Linked DNA regions of Homo sapiens: region 1 is linked to region 2. Evidence: chromatin loops called from intact Hi-C (ENCODE). Cell type or tissue: heart left ventricle. All regions are shown on one strand. Each heading gives the region's core, and the rest is flanking DNA. Links, peaks and the distances in the headings are about the cores only.

Region 1 (5,840 bases), core at 1,062-3,561, 600 kb before region 2:
TCAGAAAGGGTGGGCACCCCAACCTCAGCAGGCTCCGAGGTGGAGCATTTGGGGTACGGCCTCCCATGAGGCTGACACAAAGCCCCCCACTCGTTCTTACCGTCTTTCCTAAGTGGGAGTCCAGAAACACTAGCACAAAGCAGTCAGTGAACTTCTGATTCAGCACAACCTGCAGTGAAAGATGAGGAGGGGACACAGACCCTACAGACCCTCCCACAGGGCATCCTGAGGTGAAGGGAGGATGAGGAGAGGCCTACTTCCATCTCCACACCTCACCCCGCCTGCACCCTGAGGTCACATAGGACCGTGTCTCCAAATTGAGCCTCAGTCCTCATCCTCGCTGGCTTGCTGGTCAGCCTGTCTGAGCTGCATCAGAATGAGGGGTAACAGTTGATCCTGGAGGCCCCACACAGAGCCTGGCACACTGAAGCCAATCAACAGAGAGTGCTGTACCCCTGGCACAACCTCCTTGCCTCCTGTCCTGGGACTCCTCTCTGACCACCCCTGGGATTGTCTTGTCGTCCCCTTATGTCCATCTGCTCCCTAACGCTCTGCTTGGTGATCCATCCCGGGATGATTTGCTCTCCCAAGGCTTCAGTTACCGCCTGTTCACAGAGCTGCTGCCTAGGACTCTCCTGAGCTCGAATCCCTGATGCCCACAGACCTTGCAGACAGTGAAGGGCCTATGGACCCCAGACTCAGCTTGCCCCAAGCTGGGCTTGTCACCCTTCCCCAAAACCCACTCCTGCTCCAGCCTTCCCACCACCCGCAGGAGCACCTGCCTCCATTCACAACCGCCGACACTACTGCAGCCTCATCCTAACTGACCTTGGCTTCTCTGGGAGACCCTTCCTGCACCCTGAAATGAATCCTCTGCACAAGCACTGTGCTGCAGGACCCCTCACCTGGCTCCACCTCCTACTTTCTCACTTGAAGTCTTCTCTTGTAATGCCTCCTCTCTTGAACCTCAGCTCTGGCTGGGCCCATCTCTGTGGGCTCCTTAATGCCCTGTGCTCGTGTCCACCACCACAGTTCTCTCTACCTGTCCTTTACAGCAGTGCTTTCACGCCTCAGTGTGCACACAAATCACCTGGGGAGACTGTCAACCTGCAGATCCCGAGTCAACAGTCTGAAATGTGGCCGGAGAGCCTGCATTTCAGCAAGCTCCCAGGTGCTGCGGCTGCTGGTCTGTGGACCACACTTTAAGTAACAAGGCTTCAAAGTCCAAGGGGTCCTTTCTGGGGCTCCAGCCTACTGACAAAGTTCTGACAGCTCCTTGGGTTGTCAGTTCCAGAGCCTGGCCCTCAGGATCTCAAGCCAAGGCTTGTATTCTTGGTGAGTCTTTGAGGGCAGAGCTGCTCAGAGAATCACATGCTGTAGCTCGATGCCCGGTACTGGAAGGGTTTTACATGTATCTGTGTAGTCCCGTTCTGTCTAGGCCTCCCTCCAGAGCAGAGCTTGTTTGGTCAGGCTGAGGGGCACATCTGTTTGGTGAGGATTTCTGCTGTGTTTCCCTTTTCAGAGGAAGCTCAAGGGGACTTACCAGGTACTGAGTTCCCAAGTCTGGGCTTTGGAAATGGCGACAGCTCTGGGGGAAGCGGCTTAGGAGAACTTTGATCAGGCTCTGGTACCAGGAGACCGTCATGGATAGGAAGCAGTCCTGAGGGAGGAGCCACAGGCCTGAGTCTTCTGTGCCAGTCACCTCAGATTCCTGTGCCCTCTGCCCTGGCTGCCAGTGGAATTCCTGGCACCTATCCCAGCTCTTTCGGGAGCCCACAGTTCCTTACCAGCTGGGGGTCGATGTCCCCAATGGATTTGGCATGGACTGCTTCTAGGAGTTCCTCCAGCTCTGCCAGGGCCAGGCGCCCCCCTAGCCGCAGTCGATCAGGCCCCGGTGGCTCCAGCAAGAAGAGGCGCTTCCAAAGGGTGTCCCGACGGCAGTGCCCTCCAGCCAGCCGCACCAGCTGAGCCAGCCGTGCTCGTGCCATGCCCACCTCTGCAGCCAGTGGTGGGAACAGAGGAGCCGGTCCAGGCGCTAGAATAAGCCCTGAGGCCTCCCCAGGGCTGCCAGCTGAACTCCCAGGAGCCTCTGGCTCAGGGGGCAGTCTGGGTGGCTTCCGGAAGCGGCGCATGTCAGCAGTGAGCCTGGGGAAGAGCTCTCGCTGGCTGGTGAGCACCACGAAGAACTGTAGCCTGGGGTGGGGAGCAGGGCAGGAGAGTGGTGGTTGTAGCAAGAGACACACAGGGCAGGGTGGGGCAGGCTGGGAAATGGGCATGTTCAAGGTAGGGGATCTGCTGACCGCAGAACGTGCCGCTCAGCCTCTCCTTGCTCCTCAAAGGGTGCAGCACAGTGACAGACAAGCAGAGACACATCAAAGTCATCCTGGTGTCGAAGTCCCTCAGAGTCCAGGTAGGAGCCAGAACTGTGCAGGACGGGTTGGGGAGATGTCAACTCTGGGGTTCTAATAAAACAAACCTCACCCCTGCCCAAGAAAACATTGGTCTCCCTACTGCAAGTATGTCCCAACCCCAGCTCCTGCAGCGTGCATGCTGGATGCCCCTCTCAGCCTTACCTGTGCCATGCCGACACCAGGGCATACTCGTTGTGTTCTGGGCCCCCTGGCCGGGCCATTCGCAATGGCTTCATGTGGTAAGAGCTGGCGTGATCAGCCACGTAGTTGTATAGCTGGTGGGCAGCAATGAGTGGTGTGGGGAGCTCCAATGTCCCTGAGGGATAAGTAACAGGAGACAGCAGACACTAAGCCTAGGACAGACACACTGGTCTGGTGGGGCACAGGGATGGGAGTCTTTAAGGCTCTGACTGGCAGGCAGAGTGGGTCTGCTTTCCTTAGGAGCTCCTGCATTCCTGTGGAACACTGAGATGGGACAGAAGTGACTCAGAGGGCAGGGGACATGTGACATGGGGTCCAAACTCTGGTAAGAAACAGACACAGGACAGAAACATGGGGACGTGGTATGTGTGACATGAGATGATTAACAACATGGGACCACTTGTCCAGGGAGGTGGTCCCACCAGCCCTGACCTGGAGGCACCTGTGGCCTGTTCTTTTTTGGGTTCACTGGCTTGCCCTTGGGCACTGACCTTGGTAAATGTGATTGCGGCCAAAGTGGGGTCCGTCAGGGTGGTGGGCCAGGAAGTGTCGCAGAAAGGTGGTGAGGTGGTAGCCGTGCCGCAGCACCAGATGGGCACCTAGCACGTGCTGATGCACGAGGCGCAGATGGAAGTCATAGCTGAACGAGTGCACGTGCATCAGGTCCCGCACCTTGTCACACTCCTCTGTGAACAGCATGGACAGCTGGGGAGGCAGCAGCAGGAGACAGGGTTAAGGTATGGCTGCACTGGCTGCCCAAAACACATTTCCCTCCTTCCGTGGGAAGAAGCACAAGATTTCCCCTGCTGCTGTGGCCTAGTGGAACGCCCTCTGCCAGAATGGTTTCTGTGGGAAGGCCTCCCCATTCTAGCCTCCCTTTTTCATACTGTATTGTAACTATCTCCATGAAACTAGGGCCATTTTCAGAAACTGGGCCATTTTGCTCTATCCCAGATTCCATCAGGGTCTGCCACAGACTCTAGATGACTACAGGCCAGACCAGGCACTGTGCTGCCTCAGGGCTACAGCTGAACACGCTTTGGATGACCGATGGGGTCAGCCTTGTAGTGAGTGCAGTCATGGCACCAGAATGAGCACTGACCTAGCCAGGCCATAGCAGTGAATCAATCACTGGGCCAGCCCGCCTACTGCATTACTCTACTGCCCAGCAAATGGGACATGGAGCCATGCTGCCCACAGCACACTGGGGTGCACTGACTGTGCCCGCAGCTCATTCACATACCTGTGAGTTGACAGCCTGCCCCATTGGGATTCGGGAACATTCCAGGGCAAACTGTTTGACACAGAAGTAACAGCCCTGGAGGGAAGGTGAAGATGAGATCAGGAAGGCGAGAGACAGGTGGGTCTGGCTGTCTCCACTCAGTGCTCCTCCTGCTTACCTGGAATGCCAGTTCCATGAGGATGATGCCCCCAGGCAGTGCCCGCTGCAGGTGGTAGGTGGTTACCGGAGAGCTAGTGCTCTGAAGAAACAAAAAAGGGGGCAAGGTTTGGGGGCTCACCAGCCTCGAATCAGTAGGGTGGAAGTCCCTTGGACCCTGACTTTAATGGTGTCAGTCTGGGATCAGTGACCTCGGTACATCACTCAGGGTCAATGACCTCAGGCCGTGGGAAAGTAATTTAGCATCAGTAACTTTACCATTATATGACAAGTTACCTTGGGGCTCCCATCAGTCTTGGTTTTAGGGCAGGAGAAGGAGCCTCGACCCTCTGTTCCAAGGATAGCCATGGCCCGTGGCCGGCTGGTGCTATAGAAAAGGAGGAGGGATAAGAGGATGAGGCAGGCTAGTGGCATGCAGTCATGGTGATCAGACCCAGAATCTGTTTTATATGGAATCATTTTGCAAGGGAGGAAACAGACCCACAAAGCTGCCACTGTGAGTGGCAAGGCTGGGCTTGGAGTCCAGGTCTAGACTGCAAGGCTGGGCTCTCTCCATAGCAGCTGCTGCTTCAAGGGAGGCAAAAACAGTGCTCAGTGGGGAGGTGGAGACTAAGCCTCTGCTACTGAGAGGGTGTGTGCTGGGCAGGAAAGAGAAGGGGGAAGGTGATGCCTGTCTACAATTTGATTAGGAAAATTCAAGGAGATGCTTGATGCCTGGTTAGGTACCTTCCTCTGAAAGGGCAAAGCTGCTGTCTTTTGATTGGGGGGGATGGCAGTTCCAGGCTTTCAGAGGCCTACTGCTCGTTACAGTTTAGTGCAGAGGATAGGGGAGAAGGGAAGCAGGGGAGGGACTGGGAAGAAGGGACAGAACAGAAGGGGTTGGGGGGACCCACTCACGCCAAGGGGCTATAAACTGCCAGAATTCTTGCTGGGGGTCAAAACCTCTGGTGGAAAAAATGTCCCATTTAAACCTCAAGGAAACTGGGACAAGACTTAGTGATTGGTGATTGTTAAAGATTGGTGGGAAGGGAAGACCTGGCTTTAAATTTTGCTGTAGAAACATTTTTTTTTTTAACCCAGTGTCTAAAGGAATTCAGATTTGGGGGAAAGAGCATAACTTATGGCAAGTGTGCAAACTAAAGTCCTTTAGAGAAGCTCCTAGAGCTGGGAACTGGCTGTCAAGATAGCAAGCTGGGCAGCTCCTCCCCAGGGTAGGAGGGGCCAGCCTGGCCTCTGAGATGGGATCACAGGAGGGGCAGGCACGCCTTCTCTTCCTAATGCCTGGAAGAGAGGGAAACCTGGGGAGTGGGGAGCTGGTCACAGAAACATGAGAGAGTTGGAACTGGCATTTCTGGACTACTGGCTTGAAAAGGTTCTAACTGAAAACAGAGAGGAGGGAGAACATGCCTTGATAAACTCACAAATCTGGAGACACGAAAGTAGCTATGTGTAAGGTGAACAGCTCATTTTTCGCATACAGCCACTGGGAAAGGGCAGAGAACACAGAATCTGGAGAGGAACATAGAGCAGGGGCCACAAACACGGGAATCTGAGATTTGACAGTGGATGAAAAGGTGGCTGCAGAGTTGTCCCTGAGCTCAGGGGAGATGGAGGTGGCAACAGACGGGCTGCCTACTTCCCAAGACTCAGACCTGTCAGTACTGGCCAGTGGGTGAACATGACCAAGAACAGGCCAAGGACAGTGATGCAAGTAGGCCTAGCACAGAGGTCCTTGGTGAGAAAAGGACTTCCCTGGGCCGAGAACTACATCAAATCTCAGGAGAGGTCAGTGGGATGATAAGGACAGGAATCATTAAGTCCTAGATCCA
Region 2 (13,057 bases), core at 6,160-8,659:
ATTTCATTTAATCCAAAACATTAATTGTAAGACACACTGCAATATTGGAGTAATTATTGCAATGTGGAAAAAAAAAGATCAATGGTGATAGTAAGACACCATGTATATAGTAAGATGCAGGCTGGGCACAGTGGCTTGTGCCTGTAATCCCAGCACTTTGGAAGGCTGAGGCAGGAGGATCTCTTGAGCCCAGGAGTTCAACACCAGCCTGGGCACCATAGTGAGTGTTACATGCATCCATGTGAAGAGACCACCAAACAGGCTTTGTGTGAGCAACGAGGCTGTTTATTCACTTGGATGCAAGTGGACTGTGTCCGAAAAGAGAGTCAGCAAAGGGAGATGGGGTGGGGCAGTTTTATAGGATTTGGGTAGGTAGTGGAAAATTACAGTTAAAGGTGGTTATCTCTTGCAGGCAGGAGCGGGGGTCACAAGGTGCTTGGTGGGGAGCTCCTGAGACTCATCGTCCAGGGGAGGACTGTCACAAGGTTGATTCATTAGTTAGGGTGGGGCAGGAACAAATCACAATAGTGGAATGTTATCAGTTAAGGCAGGAACTGGTTGTTTCACTTCTTTTGTGATTTTTCAGTTGCTCCAGGCCATCTGGATGTATACGTGCAGGTCACAGGGGTTATGATGGCTTAGCTTGGGCTCAGAGGCCTGACATTCCTGTCTTCCTCCACTGTTTAAGAGTTACCCAAAGCTTGGTGTCCGTGATGGTCCAAGGGGCTTCCGAGATGATCAGGCAGTGTCAGTCTTCAGCTGTTAAGCCCAGGAGATCTGAGAAGGAGTCAGCCAGAGAGCCCTGGGTTTTTGCTCCAGCAGGTCTAGGAGCAGCTTTAATCTGAGTTGGACAGTCAGACTTCCAGTGGGGTCCTGCACAAACAGGACAAGCCTTAGGAGGAATCCTGGGCTGCAGGCCTTCCGAGGCCCAGTGGCCGGGCTTTTGGCGTTTGAAGCAAGGTCCATAAGGAGGTTTTGAAGGAGTGCCTGGAGGCTGCAGTTTTGTTGTTTTGAGGTTTTTGTGTGCTGTAGGCATGGCTGGGGTTTGTCTTACAGCAAAGGCAAGCAGTTGCAGCTCTGAAATACGTTGTCACTTGGCTGTCTCTTCTCTATTGTTAAACACCTTGAAGGCGAGGTTAATTAAGTCTTGTTGTGGGGTTTGAGGGCTGGAATCTAGTTTTTGGAATTTTTTCCTAATGTCGGGAGCAGACTGGATAATAAAATGCATATTAAGAATAAGACAGCCTTCTGGCCCTTCTGGGTCCAGGGCTGTAAAGCGTCTGAGGGTAGCCACCAAGCGGGCCATGAACTGAGCTGGGTTTTCGTCCTTACCTTGGGTGGCTTCTTTAGGTTTGTCATAATTAACAACTTTGTATGCTGCCTTTTTAAGCCCCTCAACTAGGCAAGAGACCATGTAATCTTGCCTAGCTGTATCTTGGGAGCCTGTTTGGTATCCCCATTGGGGATCCTCCTGGGGAACTGCCCTGGTGTCTTCTTGGAGGCCTGGCTCAGGACGCTGGCAGTCATCAGCATGAGATTGGGCTAGGGTATAAACTCTCGCTCATCTGGGGAGAGGGTAGAAGTCAGGATGACATTTAAGTCACTCCAGGTTAAATTGTAGGACTGAGTTAAATATTGGAATTCCTGTATATATTTAGTGGGGTCTGATGAGAAAGAGCCTAAATGCTGACTGATCTGGGAGAGGTCCAATAGGGAAAAAAGCACATGTACCCTGACTATGCCTTCAGCTCCAGCCACCTCTCTAAGAGGAAATTGTTGGGCAGGTGGAGGAGAGCTAGTCACGGAACGAAACTGTAAGCCAGACCAGGTGTGAGGAGGGGTGTAATAGAAGGGTTATAGGGTTGGGGAGCAGAGACTGCGGAAAAATTGGGACCCAATTCAGCCTGGCAAGGAGCAGCCAGGGGAAGAGGAGAGAGGTCAGAGGGGTCAGTGGAAAAGGAGGATTTGGAGGACTCTGAACTTGGGATGGAGACTGAAGGAGCAAACGGGAGAGAAAGAAGGAAAATCTGGGACAAGCTGCATTGGGAGCAGAGACTAGGGAGAGAGCGAAGTGTAAAAAAGGCCTGGACGTAAGGCACCTCAGACCATTTGCCCAATTTTTGACAAAAATTATCTAGGTCTTGTAGGATAGACAAATCAAAAGTGCCATTCTCTGGCCACTTGGAACTATTGTCAAGTTTGTACTGGGGTCAAGCAGTATTACAGAAGAAAATAAGATGTTTAGGTTTTAGATCAGGTGTTAGTTGAAGGGGTTTTAGGTTTTTAGGAACACAGGCTAAGGGGGAAGAGGGAGGAATGGATGGTGGAAAGTTGCCCATAATGGAGAAGGTAAGTTTAAAGAGGAAGGTAGAGACATGGAGAAATGGAGGTGGGCACCTACCAGGCTTCCAGTAGGCATCCTTGACTGAGTCCTGGGCTGTAATGTGAGTGAACAGGCAAAGCAGGCATCCCTGCAATTGACCTGCCACCAAGGGAGTGTGGGTGAATGATCAAGGCAGGCATCCCCGTGGAGATCAGACACCAGTGGAATGTGGGTGAATGATCAAGGCAGGCGTCCCCATGGAGATCAGACACCAATGGAATGTGGGTGAATGATCAAGGCAGGCGTCCCTGCTATGATCAGACACCAAGGGAAGACTGTCTTCCCAAATCCATGACCGATGTCAGAGTTTTTGAGTTCACGGATAAAATGTGTTCCTTTGTCTCTACTAGAAAGGAAAGAGAACTGAAATTGGAAAGATAGGGAGATTGAAGGGTAGCAAGAGAGGCTGGAGAAGAGAGCAAAGAGACCGCTTACCTGAGTTGAAATTGGTGAGATGTTCCTTGGGCTGGTCTGAGGACCCGAGGTCATAGGTGGATCTCTTCATGAAGTGAGGGTGAGGACAGGGGGCCAATCTCTCAAAGGAGTCCCCCTGTCCCGGGTTCTTTGGCATCAAACGTTACGCACATCCATGTGAAGAGACCACCTAACCAGGCTTTGTGTGAGCAACAAGGCTGTTTATTTTCACTTGGGTGCAAGTGGGCTGAGTCCAAAAACAGAGTCAGCAAAGGGAGATAGGGGTGGGGCAGTTTTATAGGATTTGGGTAGGTAGTGGAAAATTAGTTAAAGGTGGTTATCTCTTGCGGGCAGGGGTGGGGGTCACATGGTGCTCGGTGGGGAGCTCCTGAGACTCTTTGTCCAGGGGAGGACTGTCACAAGGTTGATTCATTAGTTAGGGTGGGGCAGGAACAAATCACAATGGTGGAATGTCATCAGTTAAGGCAGGAACTGGCTGTTTCACTTCTTTTGTGGTTCTTCAGTTGCTCCAGGCCATCTGGATGTATACGTGCAGGTCACAGGGGTTATGATGGCTTAGCCTGGGCTCAGAGGCCTGACAGTGAGACCATCTCTAACAAAAATAAATAATTAGCCAGGTGCGGTGGCACACATCTGTGGTCCCAGCTACTGGGGTGGCTGAGGTAGGAGGATTGCTTGAGCTCAGGAGGTGGAGGCTGCAGTGAGCTGTGATCACACTACTGCACTCCAGCCTGGGCAAGAGGGAGACCTTATCTCAGAAAAACAAACAAAAAACAATGATGCACCCTAGTCTTATTGTGGCAATCCAGAGAGAGGGTGGGGAGGCAAGCAGAGATGACAGAATTGGAAGCTACTCACATGCCTTAATGTAACTCCTCACTAAGATTCTCAATCTCTAGGAAGGATTCTAAACTTATCAAAAGAGCTGAGTTCTGTGACAGGACTAATGGGGACAAAATAGAAAAGGTTTGTACAGATCACAGGAATCTCAGGCAAGAGATTATGAGGTCATAAACCCAAGGAATCTGCAGAAATTGTGTGGAAAGTTTGAACTTTCCCATCTTGTGGAATTGGCAATGCTCTGAGGCAATCATACAGAACTCTCTGTGGATCAGGAGGGTCCTAATTGGCACCTGGTTTACACAGACAGCATGTTTCCAAATCACTCATCCCCCTTTAGTTCATCCTCCACACTAGCCCAAGTGCTTTTCCTAAATAAAGAGTGAATATTATCATGTCATTCCCCAGCTTTAAAATTCCTTATTGTCCACAATCCAAAATTTCTTACCCTGGCATCCAACACAAGGGCTTCCTCTCCTCCTCACACAGGGCACACTATCAAACATTTCATTATTTCCTAAAACACTAAGCCTTCCCTTCTGTCTGAAATAAACTTTCCCTTTCCTCTCTTTTCTCTGCTATAAACACCTATTCATTCAGACCAAATTCAATCATCCTTTCAGATTCCCCTCTCCTGTGAAGTTAACCATTCCCACCTGTGTTCCCCCAGCACCTTGTTCAGAGTACTTTCACTTCCTCTGCGTTCCTTGCAGGAAGGACTATGTCTTTTTTTTTTTTTTTTTTTTTTTGTGATGGAGTCTTGCTCTGTCGCCCAGGCTGGAGTGCAGTGGCGCGATCTCGGCTCACTGCAAGCTCTGCCTCCTGGGTTCATGCCATTCTCCTGCCTCAGCCTCCCGAGTAGCTAGGACTACAGGCGCCCACCACCACGCCCGGCTAATTTTTTATATTTTTAGTAGAGACGGGGTTTCACCGTATCAGCCAGGATGGTCTCAATCTCCTGACCTCGTGATCTGCTCACCTCAGCCTCCCAAAGTTCTGGGATTACAGGAGTGAGCCACCGCACCCAGCCAGGAAGGACTATGTCTTACTCACTTCTGGGCCCCACTGTCCAGTACAGGCCAGGTTAAGGCACTCCCCCGGCTTCTACAGCATCCTGGGTACAACTGTAATGATACCTACCATCCTGCATTGCAACTCTGGATTTGTGTGGCAATCTCCTACACTAGAAATCAGGGGCCACATTGTCTTCAATGTCAGTATTACAAGTTACTAAGAGGGAAGGAGGAAAAGAGGGAGAGGAAGAGAAGAAAGAGTAGATGGAATGAGGGAGAAAGGGAAAAAATAAGGGGAATGAAGGATAAAATAAAGTTTAAAAGGAAGTTAGACAGTGAATAAAAGGACTAGTCAGGACTCAAAAGCACTGACTAAAACAAAAAATGTTAGCATATAAGTTAGGGTCAAAAAAGGGCAAGTGAGCCGGGCACAGTGGCTCACATCTGTAATCCCAGCACTTTGGGAGGCTGAGGCAAGCGGATCACCTGAGGTCAGGACCAGCCTGGCCAACATGGCAAAACCCCATCTCTAGTAAAAATACAAAAATTAGCCGGGCGTTGTGGCACATGCCTGTAATCCCAGCTACTCGGGAGGCTGAGGTAGGAGAACTGCTTGAACCCGGGAGGCAGAGGTTGCCGTGAGCCAAGATCGCGCCACTGCACTCCAGCCTGGGCAACAGAGACTCCATCTCACAAAAAAAAAAAAAAAAAAAAGAGAGAGAGACAAGTGAGATTGGCTGGGGAGCTTTGTTCCAAGATCAAAGCAGGAGCCTGGTACATTGGTCGTAGGCCCAACTGGCAGCAGACACTCATAATTATAAAAGTCACAGTGGGGCTCAGCACAGTGGCTCACGCCTGTAATCCCAGCACTTTGGAAGGCCGAGACGGGTGGATCACCTGAGGTCGGGAGTTTGAGACCAGCCTGTCCAACATAGAGAAACCCCGTCTCTACTAAAAATACAAAATTAGCCGAGCATGGTGGCACATGCCTGTAATCCCAGCTACTCGGGAGGCTGAGGCAGGAGAATCGTTTGAACCTGGGAGGTGGAGGTTGCAGTGAGCCGAGATCCCGCCGTTGCATTCTATCCTGGGCAACAAGAATGAAACTCTGTCTCAAAAAAAAAAAAAAAAAAAAAAAAAAATCACAGTGGTTGTCACAAAGTCTCCAAGTCAGGAAGGAGTCAGACTAAGCTTCCCAGACTGAGAGGGGATCTGTAGACCTAGCTTGATAGTGGGTATAATGAAGAGCTTGACCTTGGGATCAGACATACCTGAATTAAGTCTCCACTCTGCCAATAGGTCTGGTTATTTAATCTCACAGAATTTTCTTGCCTTGAACATGGGGACATTACTACCTTACAGGATAGTATGAAGACTAGAGATAAGAGTTGTACAATAATTGGCACTTAGTAGGTATTTAAAAGATGGTGATTTTTATTATTAGGGTGTGTGCCAACTCACACACACAAGTTTGGGTGACTATGTTTAAAATATATTGTGTGGAGATTTTCAAGGAATCAGAAAATGTGTATGAAATAAAAGTGCTTGGTAAACAGTAAAGTACCCTATAAATATAAATGAATCATTTGGGAAGTCTTTTATAGTTGGATAAAATACAGGACTTGAATTTGGGCAGTAGTTCAGGTCCTACACCCCGCATTTACTTGCTCTGTAACCTTGGGCAAGTCCCTTTCTTTATCAGCCTATTTCTACATACGGCAAATGCAAGTCACTCTTAGTTGCTGTGAGAATTCAATAATGAGTGTAAAGTTCCTGGCACATCTCTTACTGGTGAACGGCAGGGTCCCCATGTTAGGTAAGGTTATGGGTGATGTCAGTTCCAAGCCCGGTGCCAGAATCACACTCTGCCAACTGGCTACAAATGAAGAGGGCCCCTCACTCTGGAAGAGTAGGGCCCCAGATTCACAAGAGAGGTAGATAGGGGTCTTTTGTATTTGTTAGAGGAAGGGTTCTTTTGTATTTGTTAGAGGAAAACTGGGTGAACACTAAACTTCCATGTAGAAAACACTGAAATCTGCCATGTGGAGCCAGGCCTAAACCAGGAGGACAGGAAACCAGACATAATCCCTGCTAAGCTGTTCCAGCCTTGAGGACTAAACTATTGCTACTAAAAGCAAAGACTCTCATTATGGGTTTTAAGATTTCTCTCACCTTATCCCACCCTTCACCCTGTACTCCCCGTCACTGCCGTTTTTCCTTGGCACAGAGTAAGTGCTCAATCAATAACATTGAGGCCAGGTGTGGTGGTGTGCACCTGCAGTCCCAGCTACTCCATACACTGAGGTGGGAGGATTACTTGAGCCCAGGAGATCAAGGCTGCAGTGAGCTGTGATCACACCACTGCACTCCAGCCTGGGCGACAGAGCAAGATCCTGTCTCAAAATAAAATAAAGTTGACCTCAAAATAAAATAAAGTTGAAAACGTTCTCATGCTTGGCACTGACTTGCCATAGAGCAAATGGCCCAAGGCCATATGAAGAGGCCACACTGGCTCCTAACTCCAGGCAAGTCTCCTAAGTGGCTCCTCCTTCAGAAGCCAAAAGGTAAATGTAGTGAAAAGAGCAACAGCTGGCAGTCAGGGAGGCCCAAGTTTGAACTCTGCTCCACAACGTACTTGCTGTATGACTTCACAGCAAGTGACTTTATCTTCCCTCACTTTCATGTCCTCTTCTTATTCCTTTGAGAGTTGCTGTGAGAACTACATGAGATAATGAATGTAAATGTGACTGACAGAATTAATCGCATGTAGTGGATGCTCAATTAATGTTAGTTCCTTTCCTTTCCCCCTTCTCCTCAAAGGCCCCAGAAACTCAGTCTGCTTTCCTTTGCTTTTCAGAGCATCTACCCATCTGTCTTTCTTAGAATTCAAATCCCTTCCAGAGTGGGTTCAGTGGGACAATCTCCCCAGCTCCCCACTTCCCCAAATAAGTACACGGGTCCTTTTCATTGAAGGGTTTTACTGCTAATCACTCTGGGGAAAACAGAGGCAGGTTGGGGGAGGGATAACAAGTAACAAACATGGGGGAGTGTGAAGGTCCCTGGGTCATGGCTCCCTGAGGGTTTCCCTTTCATTTCTAAGGTGGGACCTCAGATCTCTTCTCCAGACCAAGGAGGCCCCTTCCATTGAGAAGGTCACTCCTCCCACCCCAGAGATCTAGAAGCAAAGTTGGGGCACAACAGGTGGGAACTAGCAGGAAACTGCAGTGCACTCCTACCTAAGCAGTTCACAGACAATTTGGAGAACCTTCAGACAGTGACACCCATCTCATAAGTACTTCCTCAAAGGCCAGGGGGACTGCTGCCTTAATAACATGAGCATGTTCTGAGCCTACCCTATTTCTCTTTCACCCCAAGAAAGTAAAGCCAAGACTGGGTCTTCTGACTTTCCAACACGAGAAATTGGCCTGGAAAGAGGCAAGGGTTTTTATTCCAGAGTCCCTCCTCAGGACTTCCTGAGATCCTGACTTCAGAGGCTATACAAAACCATTCTCCAAAGTGGGATGAAGGGCTTGAGGTCAAGGTAGCAGCAAAAGATGCTGAAGATCTTCCTCCAATAGGTTAGGGTCTCTCACTCTCTCTCCCTCACTCTAAATGGGGCTCTCCTTCAGCTGGAATCTTTCCCAGCCTGTTCGCCCAAGTGAGTTTTCTGGTGGCGGATGAGATTCGAGCTCCGGGAGAAGTGTTTCCCACACACAGTGCACCGGTAGGGCTTCTCCCCTCTGTGGGTCCGCTGGTGTGCTCCAAAGTTGGAGATATCGCTGAAGGTCCGCCCACACTCAGTGCACTCATAAGGTCTCTCACCTGTGTGGGTGCGGTGATGCACGCCAAAGCTGGAGCTGTTGCTGAAGCTCTTCCCACACTCACAGCAGATGTAGGGTGCTGGCTCCAGGTGGGTCCGGTGATGCACAGCTAGCGTGGCACTCTGGCTGAAGCTCTTGCCACAGATGTCACAGCGGTATGGCCGCTTGCCTAGGTGATCTTGCTGGTGCGTGGTGAGGTCTGAGCGCCGCCGAAAGCTCTCCTGGCACTTGGGGCATTTGTAGTGTTTCTCTTCCAGGTGGATCCGCTCGTGCCGGATGCGGTTGGAGCTTCTCGAGAAGCTCTTGCCACATTCAGAACACTTGTAAGGCTTCTCACCAGTGTGGATCCGCTGGTGTGTTCTCAGGTTGGAGGTATTATTGAAGGTTTTGCCACACTGGGCACATATAAAGGGCTTCTCATCTGCCTCATGCCTTGGATGAGCAATGGGGTCCCCTAGCTCTCGAGCCCGGACAGTGACTTTCTGCCATGGCTTTTTTGGATGAGTTTCTTGCAGTTCATCCGACAGGCTCTCTTGCCCATGCTCCTTCTCCCCAGGTGGGATCCAAGAACCCTCTGAGTCATCCACTCTCCAAGGCTTACCCCCTTCCCCTTCCTCAGGCAGGTGTGGTTCTGGACTCTGCTCCTTCTCACTGCCCATCTCTGAACCCTGAGAATGAACACAAATGGCCAACACCTTTATTCTTTGGGTTGGGCCAGATCACAGGGAATCTTTTGTTCAGTTTGAAGGGTATACACCTTCCCCATGGGACCATCCATTAGAAATAACCTCAATCAACTGGAATACTTGGATAGAATACCTTTACTTGCTACCTTTTAAGTGACAAACTTTCAGAGATATTTAAAGCTACCCACCAGAGCAAAAAGAAGGCACCGGCTTTGTCCACCACCACCAGATGATATTTGTGCCATTTGAATAATGTCACTCTTCTTGAAACCACTAAGCAATGACAATCCAGACTATAATTCATGGGCAAGTAAAAGAGCTTTCATTTTGGGATAAGTTCAATTTTTCTGCCTAACTGTAAGTTAACTGTAACTCTTTTTATGTTTAATCCTTTTTGAAAAACCTTCCTTACAAGTATCTACCTATATGCCTGCTTTCAAAATGAACAAAACAAAACCTCTAAATCTTGAGGCTTTCCTAGGTGACAAGGCCCAGCTTTGGCTTTTCTTGAGATTTCTGCCACTCTACCCCTCTCCAGCCCACACCAGAATCTAGCAAGTAAACATCTGGGTTAATACCTGGGACCTCCAGGACCTACTGTGGGGCCTGGGCTGTGTTTCTTCTGATCAGTCAGTGCCCTCCACTACATTCTCAAACACCATACAAAGCCCCACCCACACCCCCCGCCCACACACGCATGCATGCACACAAGCAAGCAGAATCACACAGACACAGTCACACCATACACAAAGCCATATTCTCACGTAACACGGTCATACTCACATACCTGACATACTCGGTCACATTCTCATACCACACACAACAGCTATACACCTACACACCACACACAGCCATACATTATCACACCACACACATACATACTACATACACACTCATACCACATATAGCCACATACCACAGCCACACACATATATAGCTACATACATGTCTATACACATATACCCATACACCACACACAGACACACACTCACATACCAAGTACACACAAAGATAAACACAGACACAGACACACAAACCACACTCCCCACACCCCACCCCAAAACTAAACACATAAGAGTGCCCAGTACAGGTCCTGATTTGTGCAAACATCACTAATGTGTGCTAAGCTGCACAGACTCCTTTGGGTTCCTACAGCCAAGGACAGGGAAAGAGTTGGGGGGAAAAGTACCTCTGATGAGAGTGGTAGCATTTCCTCCGGGCCTTGAAGAAATAACGACATTTCAGCAGAGTGGGTTGGTGAACAGAGTGACATGAACAAAGGGATGAGGGAGGGAAGCACAAACTATCATAGGACACTGATGATAGAAAATGAAAGACTGATAATTCCTTCAAGTCTGCAAGTATTTCTGGAAAAAAGAAACACAGAATAAAGAAAGGGGTACTGACTACATTTAGGGTTGGATTACAACTGTGACACATACTATCTTTATCGCTCTCTGCAAATTATTCAACCACTCTGAGCCTAAACTCCCTCTTCACTAAAATTGTGATACCTACCCACACTACAAGACTTTGTATTAGAAAAAAATGCCTGTAATACTCAGCAGAGTGTGTGACACATGCTGTCATTCAGCAAATGGCAGCTGCTGTTACAACTGTTGAAGACACTACGTCCAGGCCCTGTGAAGAATACAAGAAAAAGATCTTTTAAATGATCTCATTAAGAAAAAACTTTTAACTTAAAAATAGCATAAAACTGTATATAACCTTCTAAAATGTGAAATACAGACAGAACCTCAACTCTTTAAGAACCAGAGGTTGACAAGCTTTTTCTGTAAAGGGCCAGATAATATTTAGTAAATATTTATGGCCATGGGATATCTGCTGTAACTATTCAATTCTGCCACTGTATCATGAATCATGAAAGCAGCCATAGACAAGACATAAAGGAATGTGTGGCTGTGCTCTAATAAAACTTTATTTAAAGCAACAGGAGGTGAGCTGTGGTTTGCCAATCCCTGTTAGTGTTCCTTGAAGAATTTAGATAAGAATATGAAAAATAATTGGTTTGCTTTACTTCCAAAAATGCAAGTAAACATGAGAAACTATTCCTTGATACTTAGACACTGTTTCCTGACCATCCTTTAAAAAATTAAAATCACTCCCACACTCCCAGTCCTCCTGCCCCATAGCACATCTTACCTTCTGACATTCTCTTTATGTCTATTATTTATTGTCTGCTTCCCTAAAACATAAGTTCCATGAGAGCTGGTGTCTTTGTTGTTTTTTTGTTTTTTTTTTAATTTACCAATGTAACCAAAACTCCTAGAGTAGTGGCAGCCATATACAGTAGATCCTTCATAAGTATTTGTTGAATGAGTTGAATAAAACACCAGCTCTGTCTTCATGGGACACAAGTAACCATGAACTGTCTCACCCACTTTTCCTCAGCAATCTCCTGATTCCTGCCTACTTTCTCCTTTATGCAGTCACAGAATCTTGTGCTTGGCTTATAGTGGTTTGCAACTACTAGTAGAACATGTCTGTTTCTATTAGTAGTTTATAAGCAACTTGAGGAAAGGGACTGGGTCATATTAGTAATCTCCTTCTGCAGCATAAAGCTGGGTGCTCAAATGTCTTTTGAATGTATAAGTGACAGGATGTGATCTTAATTCACGCCACCATCCCATCCCCCACCCCCTGCCCTGCTCCCATCTGACCTACAGCTACAGTATCTCTACGCAATGAGCTATTCAGCCTCCACTCACTTCCGAAACTGCTATTCTGAGAACCTATAATTTACCAAGTTCCAGCTCTACCCGGGGCTGGATGCTAGGTCAATGTAAGAGCAAAAGGATTTAGGATTATGATTACCACTCAGTTTGTGATACAGTGTACTGAAACAGACCGTGAACTCCAGAAATTGTCATACAATGCAGAAGGTTAAGTTCAGGGGACAGGGGCAGGAACTGTGCCTTAGTCACCTTTGTACCCACTCCTCAGTGTCTAACACAGCACCTGGCACATTATTAACATTTTTTTAAAGCTCGAATCAAGTGCTAAGCTGTGGACTAAGGACCATATATGAATCATCTAATTTCACTTCACATCATCCTTATTTTAGAGATGAGAAAGCTGAGGCTCAGAGAAATTAAGTATCTTGCCCAAGGGCACACAGCAAGTAAGTGGCAGAACTGGGGCCTATGCCCATCACTTCAAAGTCAGTGCTTTTAACCATTATACTATTACTGAAGGAAAAAAGGAGAGAAGACGGGAAGGAAGGAAATAAAAACAGTACCACTGAAGTTCACATGATACAGATGTATCTCCCTGATGAAATCAGGGCTGAGAAGTTTCAAGGAGGAGTAGGTATTTGACCTAAGGTTTGCAGGATGGGTAAGACTGGGACTTGCAGAGATAAAGAGGCAACTACCTACTGAGAAGACAGTGCAGCTGAAGTACAGAGGCACTTTCATATCACACTGCAGAGATCTGGGGGGAAAAGGGGTCTATTGGGCTTTGTCTTCCTGGTGGCTCAGCTGCACAGAGAGAAGCAACGGTGGAAGGGGCTGAGAAGTGGAGGAGGGGCCAGGTCTAAGAAGTTAAGAGCCAAGAAGATGGGGCTAGTGATCACAGATGATGAAGGTGAAGCGCCTAGGTTAAAGGCAAGGGGCCAAGCCATAGTGCGGTATGGAGGTCCGAAGTTACAGGTCTTTGGGGCCAAGTCAAGGGCTGCAGGGAGGAAGAGGAGAGAGGAGCTATGAAAGACCAAGAGCAAGGTGCTAACAGGGTAATTGTACAGGGAAGCTAGATAACGGGTCAGAGATACAGGAGGACCAAGGAAGTCAGAGGGTCGCAGGAGACGGTCAGGGAAGAGGAAGCAAAGGCTGCCAGAAGTGTCACAGGCCAGGGCCCAAG

What was found. A loop is a pair of places that touch in the nucleus more often than their neighbours do. Peaks named below come from ENCODE experiments on the same cell type or tissue, not always from the same donor. Only the 100,000 strongest peaks of a DNase experiment are listed, where the experiment ranks them.
Region 1: it touches region 2 in a loop (6-fold over the local background); 1 of 110 quality-filtered maps calls a loop at or near these places.

Annotation. Positions count from the first base shown.
Region 1 is chr1:43,444,432-43,450,271 of GRCh38, reverse strand. SZT2 (SZT2 subunit of KICSTOR complex) reads right to left here. Exons shown (of 72, transcript NM_001365999.1): 63 at 4,288-4,378; 64 at 4,013-4,093; 65 at 3,856-3,930; 66 at 3,104-3,317; 67 at 2,574-2,727; 68 at 2,301-2,423; 69 at 1,788-2,193; 70 at 1,544-1,660; 71 at 101-169. It overlaps SZT2-AS1 (SZT2 antisense RNA 1), which reads left to right and starts at 1,628. Exons shown (of 2, transcript NR_046744.1): 1 at 1,628-2,169; 2 at 2,340-2,496. MIR6735 (microRNA 6735) reads right to left here and starts at 1,733; the gene lies at 1,661-1,733. In heart left ventricle, for the core only: no CTCF peak of the experiment used is centred there; a DNase peak (open chromatin) is centred at 2,591; H3K27ac peaks cover 476 bases.
Region 2 is chr1:42,847,053-42,860,109 of GRCh38, reverse strand. It overlaps ZNF691 (zinc finger protein 691), which reads right to left. Exons shown (of 4, transcript NM_001242739.2): 2 at 10,697-10,819; 3 at 10,368-10,545; 4 at 7,633-9,160. The coding sequence starts at 10,451. The coding sequence ends at 8,297. LOC339539 (a long non-coding RNA gene) reads right to left here and starts at 2,488. Exons shown (of 4, transcript NR_104171.1): 1 at 2,402-2,488. In heart left ventricle, for the core only: no CTCF peak of the experiment used is centred there; no DNase peak of the experiment used is centred there.